2 separate regions of the Homo sapiens genome follow, and region 2 is linked to region 1. A link is a contact called in ENCODE Hi-C or POLR2A ChIA-PET data. All regions are on one chromosome and are shown on one strand. Each heading gives the region's core, a stretch centred on a gene start or an enhancer-like site at or near the end of the contact. The rest is flanking DNA. Distances are from core to core; before and after follow the strand shown.

What was found. Hi-C counts contacts between places; a loop is a spot of excess contacts on that map. ChIA-PET counts read pairs that join two places held with the same protein, here RNA polymerase II (POLR2A). Pooled maps may share reads with other maps.
Region 2: a map of naive thymus-derived CD4-positive, alpha-beta T cell shows a loop between it and region 1 (14-fold over the local background). The contact joins the promoter of BCL7B here to the promoter of TYW1B in region 1. A Hi-C loop is called at or near these places in 1 of 168 maps with a recorded cell type or tissue (naive thymus-derived CD4-positive, alpha-beta T cell), 1 of 37 single-sample maps with no recorded cell type and 13 of 50 pooled maps. POLR2A ChIA-PET finds 5 or more read pairs at or near these places in 1 of 52 experiments (CD4-positive, alpha-beta T cell).

The regions. Positions count from the first base shown.
Region 1 is chr7:72,825,624-72,831,084 of GRCh38, forward strand. It overlaps TYW1B (tRNA-yW synthesizing protein 1 homolog B), which reads right to left and starts at 2,577. Exons shown (of 14, transcript NM_001145440.3): 1 at 2,449-2,577; 2 at 1,232-1,362. The coding sequence starts at 2,452. It also overlaps the pseudogene SBDSP1. RefSeq lists a silencer at 2,487-2,746 and enhancers at 2,547-2,841, 3,077-3,126.
Region 2 is chr7:73,556,038-73,562,019 of GRCh38, forward strand. It overlaps BCL7B (BAF chromatin remodeling complex subunit BCL7B), which reads right to left and starts at 1,653. Exons shown (of 6, transcript NM_001707.4): 1 at 1,450-1,653. The coding sequence starts at 1,541. RefSeq lists silencers at 989-1,438, 1,459-1,508, 1,529-1,638, 1,689-1,928.

The sequences.
Region 1 (5,461 bases), core at 1,327-3,826:
GCCGAGATCGTGCCACTGCACTCCAGCCTGGGTGACAGAGTGAGACTCTGTCTCAAAAAACAAAATAAAAAATAAACATAGATGTGTGATGTGAAAGTCAGGCCCATATTGGAACTATTGGTGCCATCCTTTTTTCCCTATTCCCTACTTCCATACCCATGGGCATCGATAATGGACTCACAACTTTCTCTAGCCTGCTGAGGCAGAAGCAAGCTTCAGAACAAAGGCCCCCTCAAGACAGTGACCATCAGACACCACCAGTCAGCTCTAACTGGGCACAGGAGATGAAACCCGCCTACCATCGCAGAAAGGAAAAATATTTGAGGGGAAAAGGCTGGGAGAAAGAATAAAGAAGGTTAGATGACCAATTCAGTTCACTGCTAAAGGACAGTTCACTGCTAAAGTTCACTGCTAAAGGGATTTTCTTAAAATGTCAGGAAACCAAAGGAAAAGCATCATATAAACTTCTTAACTTTGCTGTTCCAGTCTGAGAACCATAAAAAATCTTCACTCCAGACACAAAGATGTCTTTCTCTCGAAGGGAGACATAACCATTTGTCATCAAATCCTGAGCTGCTTTTGGAACAGATTTTTCCTGTAAGTTCCTGCCCTTGAAGACAAATAATTACACAAAATCCATCAAGCCTAAATCGTTTCCCAACTTCAGCAGGGATGAAAGGTAGCACAGATACTGACACACTTTATTTTTCTCTTAATCTGACACACCTGTATTTTTCTCTTAAATCTTTCTGGTTGTATTCCTCAAATATTAGCCCCTTGGTATAATAAGGTCCTTTAATAGGCAGGACCCACATTTTTAAGGCTCATGATTTCCATTCCCTCCAAGAAAAAACTTTACATACTTTTATCCTATAAGGTATTTTAGTAGAATAATAGTAGGAACTTATTTTCTGATCCTTAATTAATGGAAAGAGAGGACTACTGACCCTTAAAGGTATAAAACAAATTTGTTTTTCATATAAAAGGTTCACTTTTCATTACAAAAATCTTCCTGTATCTTAAAAATGAGACACACCTATCAAAGAAAAAGTAAGTAACTTAATCCAAGATAACTTAGTCTCCAAAAACTTAGAGAAGAAATTTATTTTAGGCATTTCATTAAAATGTCTAAAGACCAAACACAAAAGTAATTAAAGGTTCCTTTTAGTGTTTAAATCCTCTATAAAATCTGATGCCTAAATACTCTATTAAAAAAAATAACTCCACTTACCTGCATCTCGATGACAATCTGGACACAAATCCAAAGGCTAATGCTAACAGCAAAGCCCAGATAAATGTAAAACCTGTTTATCCATAATGATATTAAAGGTGAGGAGAGGTCCCATGTATCCGCAGAAGGATCTAAATTTAAAATGACACACACAGATAATTTCATTTAAAGCTACATATACAAAGATATCCTTCCCGATTTTAAGAAGAAAATAAAACCAACCTTACATTCAACAACCCAGCTAAGAAATCTAATTTAAAAATCAACTGTTGGCCGGGCACAGTGGCTCATGCCTGTAATCCCAGCACTTTGGGTGGCTGAGGCGGGCAGATCACCTGAGGTCAGGAGTTCGAGACCAGCCTGGCCAACATGGTGAAACCCCGCCTCTACTAAAAATACAAAAATTAGCCGGGCATGGTGGCGCGCGCCTGTAATCCCAGCTACTCGGGAGGCTGAGGCAGGAGAACTGCTTGCACCTGGGAGGCAGAGGTTGCAGTGAGCCAAGATTGCGCCACCGCACTCCAGCCTGGGCGACAGAGCAAGGCTCCATCTCGTGGGGGGGGCGGGGGAATCAACTGTAATAAAAATAACACACTATGTAGTAACGTAATAAAATTATCATACTGTTAACACTAACTCAAAGAAAAAACAGAATATAAAACTGTATCTTCACTTCGAAATGAGCATTTAGAAGCAAGAGAAGGAACATAAAGTAAAAATACTTCATGTGAAATTAAGTTAATTGTTTTGTTGTGCTTGCTCCATAAAAAAAGCTTAAGTAGTAAAAGTATTCTTTTTACTAACTGTACTTTCAAAGGCTCACGGTTAAACTTGTAAAAGATTCTCAAGTAACTGACCTTACGTCTCATTTTTTTTTTTAAGAGAGATATGGAAGGACCTGGCTTCAAACGTTCAACCTGGCAGCAATTTCAAAAGTCGAAGCCTGAAATTTAGGCTTTACAGGTGCAAAAGTCCTAATACACGTGGGTAAAGTGGGAGGGGTAGTTTTCTGTCTAACCCCCTAGCCTCAAAAGGCAAAAGCCAGGTCAAAAGTAGGGATCGGTCCTCCTTGCTCTCAGCGGCGGCTAGCCGGTGCTGTCAAGTGCAACAGTCTCCGAAGGAAGGGGACCGAGGACGCCACTCCGCCCGGAGAGGGTCTCAGTAAAACGTTTACCTCCCCTGCCGCCCCAGGGTCCTTGCCCGCCGAGTGCCCTTACCCATCCTCCTCAGAGCCGACAGGAGACTAGGATCTCGGACCTGGAGAGCCCAAAGGTTCGCACTGGTACTGCGAGACGCACCGAGCTACCTCGCGGCGTTAGCGCCGTACCGAGTGGCTGCAGAACTGTGGGCAGCTACGACGCTGCCAGGCCCGTCCTGATTGGTTCAGAGGACGAAGAGGTGGGCCCAGAGGAAAGCCCGGAGCTCCGGGAAAGGAAGCCAGTGCCCGGTGCGCTCTCGGCCCTGCTCCGATTGGCTCAGAGGGGAAAGGGGGCGTGTCCAGAAATAAGCACCGCCCGGAGTTCCGGGCGATGAGGGCGGAGCGCTTCCGCCTCCGTTTGGATTGGCTCAGACTGGGAAAAGGCGGGTCCAGAGAGAAATGATTGGCATGGGAAAATTAAAAGAGGAAAGGAGTGGGGAGCGGGGGAAATGCTATGTGGGCCTGTTTGGATCTTAATTGAAATAAACCGACTGTAGAAAGGCATTATTTTTGGGAAACCCCGAGGGTAAACCCCGAGGATGACTTAATATCATCTAATAGATGATATTAAGGAATTGTAGTTAATCTCGTCGCGTGTATCTGTTAAGGGCTATAGGCTGAAGTATTTAATGCTGAAACCATATGATGCTTTCTTTAAAATACCCCCAACCGGCCGGGCGCTGTGACTCAAACCTGTAATCCCAGCACTTTGGGAAGCCGAAGCGGGAGGATCGCTTGAGCCCAGGAGTTCGAGACCAGCCTGAGCAACATAGTGAGACCTCGTCTGTACAAAAAATTTTTTTAATTATTTATTTAATTAAATTAGCTTGGCGTGGCCGCTCACACCTGTAGTCCCAGCTACTTGGGAAGCTAACGCTGGAAGATCGCTCGAACCCAGGAGGTCGAAGCTGCAGTGGGGCCATGACCCTGCCACTGCACTCCAGCCTGGGTGACAGAGTGAGACTGACTTTAAAAAAAAAAAGTAAATAAAAAAGCAACAAAAAAAATGAAAAAAGAATAAAACAAGGATGGCAAAATGTTGATAGCGCGGTGATGGGTACATGGAAGGTTCATTACACTTTTTTGTCTACATTTTATGTTAAAATATTTCTATTATAAAAGGGTGAGTAAATAAAAATATTTATCATAAAATAATTCCATTATAAAAAAATTTCTATTATAAAGTGGGTCTGGCCCTTGAATTCCGCGGAACGAGGTGGTGCCAACGCTGTGTTTCAACCCGGTCACTAAACATCCGCGAGCATCCTGTCAGAGCTCTCAGCTCATTGGCGAAAGTAAAACGCCAAGGAAAAGCACCTCCCTTTTTGGGCGTGGAAAGATGGCGGTAAAAGCCACAATGCGCAGGCGTCATCGCTCACTTCTCCCCTCCCGGCTTCTGCTCCACCTGACGCCTGCGCAGTAAGTAAGCCTGCCAGACACGCTGTGGCGGCTGCCTGAAGCTAGTGAGTCGCGGCGCCGCGCACTTGTGGTTGGGTCAGTGCCGCGCGCCGCTCGGTCGTTACCGCGAGGCGCTGGTGGCCTTCAGGCTGGACGGCGCGGGTCAGCCCTGGTTTGCCGGCTTCTGGGTCTTTGAACAGCCGCGATGTCGATCTTCACCCCCACCAACCAGATCCGCCTAACCAATGTGGCCGTGGTACGGATGAAGCGCGCCAGGAAGCGCTTCGAAATCGCCTGCTACAAAAACAAGGTCGTCGGCTGGCGGAGCGGCTTGTGAGTAGCCCCCTCCCTCGGGCCTGGGCCTGGGCCTGAGCCGTCACCTCCGAGGCGGCCTGTCTCTGCCCAAGTCGAGTGAATGGGCCAGGCTGGGGTGTTTGTTGGCCCGGGAGGAAATGGAACATTCCTGCTGTGAGCATGAGACGTCGCTGTCCGAGCTTGGCGCCTAAGCCAAGGGTTTCTTTATTTGGTTGGTTCCGATTGGGTTGTTGGTTTGGGGTTTTGTTTTGTTGGTGTCATAAAAGCTGCAGCCAAGAAATCTCATAATTGTGGTCCTTTTCCTAGAATAATGATGGCTGAGAACCTAGTGTTCCGAATACTGTCATAGATCTCAGTAGCCCTAGCAGTTTAAAGTGCGTAGTGTCTTCACTGCTGCCATCTAGGGACTGGCATTCCGTGGCAGCAGCTGTCTGCACCCCACCCTTGTGTTTCTTACGTCCTCCCATGACATTTTTCTCCAGTGAGCAAATGGTAGGGCAAATACAGTTCTGAGTTTTGAAAATGTTCCCTCAGGCCGATGCGGGCAGATCACTTGAGGCCAGGAGTTCGAGGCCAGCCTGGCCAACATGAAACACCATCTCTACTAAAAATACAAAATTAGCCGGGTGTGGTGGCGCATGCCTGTAATCCCAGCTACTCAGGAGGCTGAGGCAGGAGAATCACTTGAACCCGGGAGGCGGACGTTGCAGTGAGCCGAGATCGCGCCATTGCACTCCAGCCTGGGCAAAAACAGTGAAATTCCATCTAAGGGCGGGGGGGGAAGAAAACTGCCCTCTACACTAAAGGTCATCAGGGGGATTTGTTGTGTCTTGCCGTTCATGTTGTTGCCATCTCGTATTTAAATGTAAATGCATGTCCAAGTTTCAAGTATATTCACATAGGACTTTCTCTCCTGCCCTCACAAGGGAAAAAGACCTTGATGAAGTTCTGCAGACCCACTCAGTGTTTGTAAATGTTTCCTAAGGTCAGGTTGCCAAGAAGGAAGATCTCATCAGTGCGTTTGGAACAGATGACCAAACTGAAATCTGTAAGCAGGCGGGTAACAGCTGCAGCATAGCTAACCCTAATAACCATTTATAACGTATTTGTAGATATATTAAACATTAAAGGCTGTTTTTCTGGAGGAAAGACTAACCAAGCAATAATGTGAACTGCACAATATCACTTCTAATAATAAAGAACTTGGTGGTTTTGTTTTTTTGTGTTTTTTTTTTTTGCCAAAACCTCCTGAAATCAGATTTTCTACTAAATTACCTCATTTTTCTATAAATTACCTCATTTATAGAATGTGGTATACC
Region 2 (5,982 bases), core at 403-2,902, 730 kb after region 1:
GCCTGCTAGGGGCGGGGGGGTCAAAAATGGGGAGAAGAGAAAGGTGTACCTGTTCTTAGGTTTCACCAAAACCTCGGAGGATTAAAGGTGGACGAGGAAAACCATGAGTATGTTAAACTAATATTTATACTGAAACCCAACTATATATGAAGCCCTCAGACATAAAAAAGAGAAGGAACTTCCCTCTTGTGGGGAAATGGACAGATAAACACACAAATAAAGTCCAACGTACCAACGACCTTAAAGGAGGTAAAGGGATGGGAGGAGTTAAGGAAAGCTTCCTGGCGGGAGGTAACATCTACTTGAACTTTTATTTTCTGTAGAGACGGGGTCTCACTATGTTGCCCAGGCTGGTCTCAAACTCCTGGCCTCAAGCGATCCGCCCACCTCAGCCTCCCAAAGTGCTGGGATTACATGCCTGAGCCACCTCACCTAGCCAGACCTGGGTTTTTAAATTATTAGTAGTAATTGGCTATACAAAAGAGCTGACGAAGTTGGCTGTGAAAGTTTAATGTGATGACTCCGATACACACCGATATAGTATGTATCGGAGTTCCGGATACTAAACAGGGGCTCAATCGGCATCTTCCATGAACATTTTAGACACGGGGTCTCTCTCCGTAGCCCAGGCTGGAGTGCCGTGGCACGATCATAGCTCACTGCAGCCTCCAACTCCTGGGTCCCAGCAATCCTCCCACCACAGCCTCCCAAGTAAGGATGTGCACTTTAAAAAGACCACTCTGCTACTTGGAAGTGAGAAAAATAAAATCACACAGTGCAAATGATGAACGGACTGGGGAATGAACAAGAGCAGAAGCAGGGAAATTAGAGGGAGGCTGGTACATAGTTTGCAAAGGACTCTCCTGACAGCCGCCGGGGCAGCAAGAGAAAATGCCTACCAAGCTCGCGGCGCAGGGGCCGGTTACTGGGGGAAAGGGAGGGGTATCCCTCTGGATGACACCAGGCTTGCTCCCTTGACAGATGGACTAACCCAGAAACTCACCCAACTTCAACGCCTGAATACGCAGAGCGCTCAGCCTGGCGGGCTGACACCACTCCAGGGCTACTCGCTATTATCAAGAGGAAGCCTGGAAACGCAGGCGGGGCCACTGCCCAGGAAGAGGGGAGGGCGGGCCCCGGGCTGGGCCGGGCGCGGGCACCGACGCCAGGCAGCTCCAGTCCGGGCCGGAAGCCGGAATCCCCTCCCAGGCGGCGCGCGGCAGCAGCCGCAGCAGGTGGGCGGGCCCGCGAGCCGGGAGGACCGCTGATTGGCCGCGGCCGGCGCGCCCTCTGACCTCACGCCGACGCCAGCGGCGCCCTCCTCCCGCCTTCTCCCGCACCCCCCTCCCCCAGCGCCGGCCGGTCGGCTCCCACCTGACCCGCCAGTCCCACGCTCCTCAGGGCCTGGATCCGCGACCCCCGCCAGCCCCCTAAGCTCCGGCCCCTCACCATTTCCGCACTTTCTCGATGGCCGCCATCACCTTCTTGATGTCGTCCTTGGCCCGGCTGCGGGTCTCCGCCCGGACCGACCGGCCCGACATGGCGGCGGCGGGAGCGGCGGGGGCCGGGGCACTGCTCCCAAGACACCGGGGATCGCGCGCCTCACGCGCCGCCGCCCGCCCGCCGCCGCCGCAGCGTCACAGCGGCCGTCGCCCCCTCCGTGCGCGCGTGCGCGAGAAAGCGCGCGCACCCGCCCGCCCCTTGGGGCTCACGGCCTCAGCGCGCCTGCGCGCCCCGCCCGGGGCGTCCCTCCTGAGTGCCCCGGGAGTCCCCTGAGCCCCCTACCCGGGCCGGGGTGCGAGGCGGGTTGGGCGCACGTGCTTGTGGTCAGGGCGAGGTGCGAGGTGCCGCCGGTGGGCAACCTGGTTCTCTTCCCTGAGAGTTTGGAGGTCGGCTCCCTGCTCTGGCCAGCGTGTTAGGAACCTGACCCTGTGGAACCGCACTCCTGCGCCATCTCTGTCCTCCCGCCTCTCCTGCCCAGCACCTTTGCCCTCTGGCTCCTACGCTGTGCTCCAACCACGCCTTTCTTAAGGATGGCTTCCGGTCTTTGCACACACCTGTTCCTCACCTGGAATCCCCTCCTCTCTTTACCAGATGAACTGCTTTCCCAGCATTCAGACCACATTCTTGCCTTTTCTCGAGTATCTAGTAGTCCCAAGTATTTGGGAGGCTGAAGCGGGAGGATCACTTGACCCCAGGAATTTGAGGCTGCCGTCAGCTATGATATGATCGCACCTGTGAATAGCCACTGCACTCCAGCCTGGGCAACATATGGAGACCCCATGTCTAAACGAGACCCCGTCTCTAAAGTAAATAAATAAAAAGATGTCTATTTTGTGCAAGACTCTGTACCTAAAGCTGAAGACATACGTGGTTTTGGTTTCAAAGAGCTTCCAGTTTGTTTATTTATTGAGACGGAGTCTCGCTCTGTGACTCAGGCTGGAGTGCAGTGGTGTGATCTCCGCTCACTGCAACCTCCGCCTCCCGGGTTCAAGCGGTTCTTCTGCCTCAGCCTCCTGAGTAGCTGGGATTACAGGCGGGTGCCACCACGCCCAGCTAATTTTTGTAATTTTAGTAGAGACGGGGTTTTATCATGTTGGTCAGGCTGGTCTGGAACTCCTGACCTCGTGATCTGCCCGCCTTGGCCTCTCAAAGTGCTGGGATTACAGGCGTGAGCCACCACGCCTGGCCTTTTTTTTTTTGAGACGGAGTCTCGCTCTTTTGCCCAGGCTGGAGTACAGTGGTGTGATCTCGGCTCACTACAATCTCCGCCTCCCGGGTTCAAGCAATTTTCTGTCTCAGCCTTCCGAGTAGCTGGGATTATAGTCGTCCGCCATCACACCCAGCTAATTTTTTTATTTTTAGTGGAGATGGGGTTTCACCATGTTGGTCAGGCTGGTCTTGAACTCCTGACCTCGTGATCCACCTGCCTCGGCCTCCCAAAGTACTGGGATTACAGGCGTGAGCCACCGCACCCGGCCCAGTTTATTTATTCATGTGGAGAGGGGATCTCACTATGTTGTCCAGGCTGGTCTTGAACTCCTGGTCTCAAGGGATCCTCACAAAGTGCTGGGATTACAGGCATGAGCCACTGTGACTGGCTGAGCTTCCAGTTTAGTAGAACATTCAGACGAAAAAAAAATATTTATTTTTTACTTTTACTTATTTTTTGGTACAGGGCCTTGCTCAAGTGATCCTTCTGCCTCAGCCTCCTGTGTAGCTGAGACCACAGGCGAGGGCCACCATGCCTCGCTGACATTTTTTTTTTTTTTTTTTTGGTAGAGACAGGGTCTTCCTATGTTGCCCAGGTTGGTCTTGAACACCTGGACTCAATTGATCCTCCTTCCTCGGCCTCCCACAGTGCTGGGATTGCAGACGTGAGTCACTGGGTCCAGCTTCCCAAAGCATATTTAAAATGCTATTTGATAAATGCTAGCCTAGGCGGAGCATGGTGGCTCACGCCTGTAATCCCAGCACTTTGGGAGGCCAAGGTGGGTGGATCATTTGAGGTCAGGAGTTTGAGATCAGCCTGTCCAACGTGGCAAAACCCCATCTCTACTAAACATACAGAATTAGCTGCTTGGAAAGCTGAGGCAGGAGAATCGCTTGAACCCAGGAGGTGGAGGTTGCAGTGAGCCAAGATCGCACCATTGCACTCCAGCCCGGGCAACAAGAACAAAACTCCATCTTGGAAAAAATAAATTAATTAAACAAATAAGTAAAATGCTATTTGATAAATGCCAGCTTAAGTAGGGGAGGGGAGGTGTAAGATGCTATGGCTTTTATTCCTAGTCTGCAGCAAAGAAAAAAGAGGTGTTATGACAACCTTAATCTTGAAGCTGACCTCTAAAAATAGGGTAGGTGCTGTTACTCCCAGGGCAGTGTTCACAGATGCTACAGATGCTCAATAAATGTTTGCATGAATGTTGAATCCAGTGCAAGCTCTTGTCCTCTTTGCCCCCACCCAATTGCAGGCAGGTGTCACCCACGCTTGCAGTATGCGGAGAGGGTCCTGTAGCAGCTGTTTCAGGACACAGCTTGGGACAGAAAGCAGATTGGTAGTGGCTGTTCTCACCTATAAAGAAACTAATTTCCATGTGCTCCAGAGAAATGCCTAGCTAGCCCTGAACTTGAGACAGCCTCTGATTATGAGTCAGCCTTTCATGATCAAGCAACATAGGGCAAGCATATGTCATCTTACTGGCGAGGGGGCCAGAAATAGCTTCTGCCTGACTGAGGAGTGCAAAAGCTGAACCAGCATGTGGAGTGAAAAGATGATTCTAGAAATAACGGGATCAAAGGTGGCACATTTGTTGTTCAGACCCAGCCGATCCAAAATAACCGCAGATTGCCTAAGCACCTGCTGTACGCCCTAGCACAGTGGACACTGCAGGTGATGTGAAGTTGAGTAAGACACACTCCTTGTCCTTGGGGTGAAGGTGAGGAAAGCAGTAGAAAGGCAGAACATACGTGCCAAGAGAGAGGCCAGCCCTTGAGACTTCTCCAGTTCTGCCCATAGATCCCCCTGGTTGAGGCACACAGCCCCTGTGTCTGTCTCACCCTTGTCCAAATCCTCCCACGTGAGGTTTCTTGTCTGTAGCTTCCTTCTCGTCCACAGCCCAGCGCTCCTCCCAGCTGCACAGGTTCCCTGCACACATGTCTCCCCCAGCTCACCCAGCCAGTCGTCTTCCTGGGGCAAAGTCCCAGAGACCCCCCCAACCTTGTTTTCTCCCTACATTTGTCCACCTAGTCCTACATTCCCCACCTCATCTTCCACTGGGGCTCGGTCTGTGTAAGAGAGTGATCAAAGTGGGCACCTACCACCTATTCCTCATAGCCTACCCAAATGCTCTGTGTTGATACCCTTTTTTTTTCTTTTTCTTTCTTTTTTAGACAGAGTTTCGCTCTTGTCACCCAGGCTGGAGTGCAGTGGCGCAGTCTCGGCTCACCGCAACCTCCGCCTCCCTGGTTCAAGCCATTCTCCTGCCTCAGCCACCTGAGTAGCCGGGATTACAGGCATGCGCCACCACGCCTGGCTAATTTTGTATTTTTAGTAGAGACGGGGTTTCTCCATGTTGGTCAGGCTGGTCTCGAACTCCCGACCTCAGGTGATCCGCCTGCCTCGACTTCCCAAAATGCTGGGATTATAAGCATGAGCCACTGCGCCCAGCCTCTTTTCTTTTTTTCCCTTAAGACGGAGTTTTGCTTTTGTTTCCCAGGCTGGAGTGCAGTAGTGCGATCTTGGCTCACTGCAACCTCCGCCTCCTGGGTTCCAGTGATTCTCCTGCTTCAGCCTCCTGAGTAGCTGGGACTAGAGGTGCCCACCACCACACTCGGCTAATTTTTTGTGTTTTTAGTAGAAACGGAGTTTCACCATGTTGGCCAGGCTTGCCTCGAGCTCCTGACCTCAGGTGATATACCCACCTCGGCCTCCCAAAGTGCTGGGATTACAGGCGTGAGCCACCACACCCAGCCTGACACCATTTTCTTAAAATAATAATAATAATAATAATAATAATAATAATCAGGTCCGGCACGGTGGCTCACACCTGTAATCCCAGCACTTTGGGAGGCCGAGGCTGTTGGATCAGAAGGTCAGGAGTTCGAGACCAGCCTGGCCAATATGGTGAAACCCCGTCTCTACTAAAGACACAAAAAATTAGCTGGGTGTGGTGGCGCGCGCCTGTAATCCCAGCTACTAGGGAGGCTGAGGCAGGAGAATCACTTTAACCCAGGAGGCAGAGGTTGCAGTGAGCCGAGATTGTGCCACTGCACTCCAGCTTGGGTGACAGAGCGAGATTCTATCTCAAAAAGAAAAAAAAAATCACATCTTGTCATTTTCTAGGTGAAAGGCTTGTGCTAGATGAGATGCCGAGGTGGATACAGAGGAGCCACCCCAGATCTCTGCATTGGGCGACCTGCATTCAAGGGCTCAGCTTCCTTTCTCACTTTGAGTACAAGCTACAGCGGCTGACAAGGCCC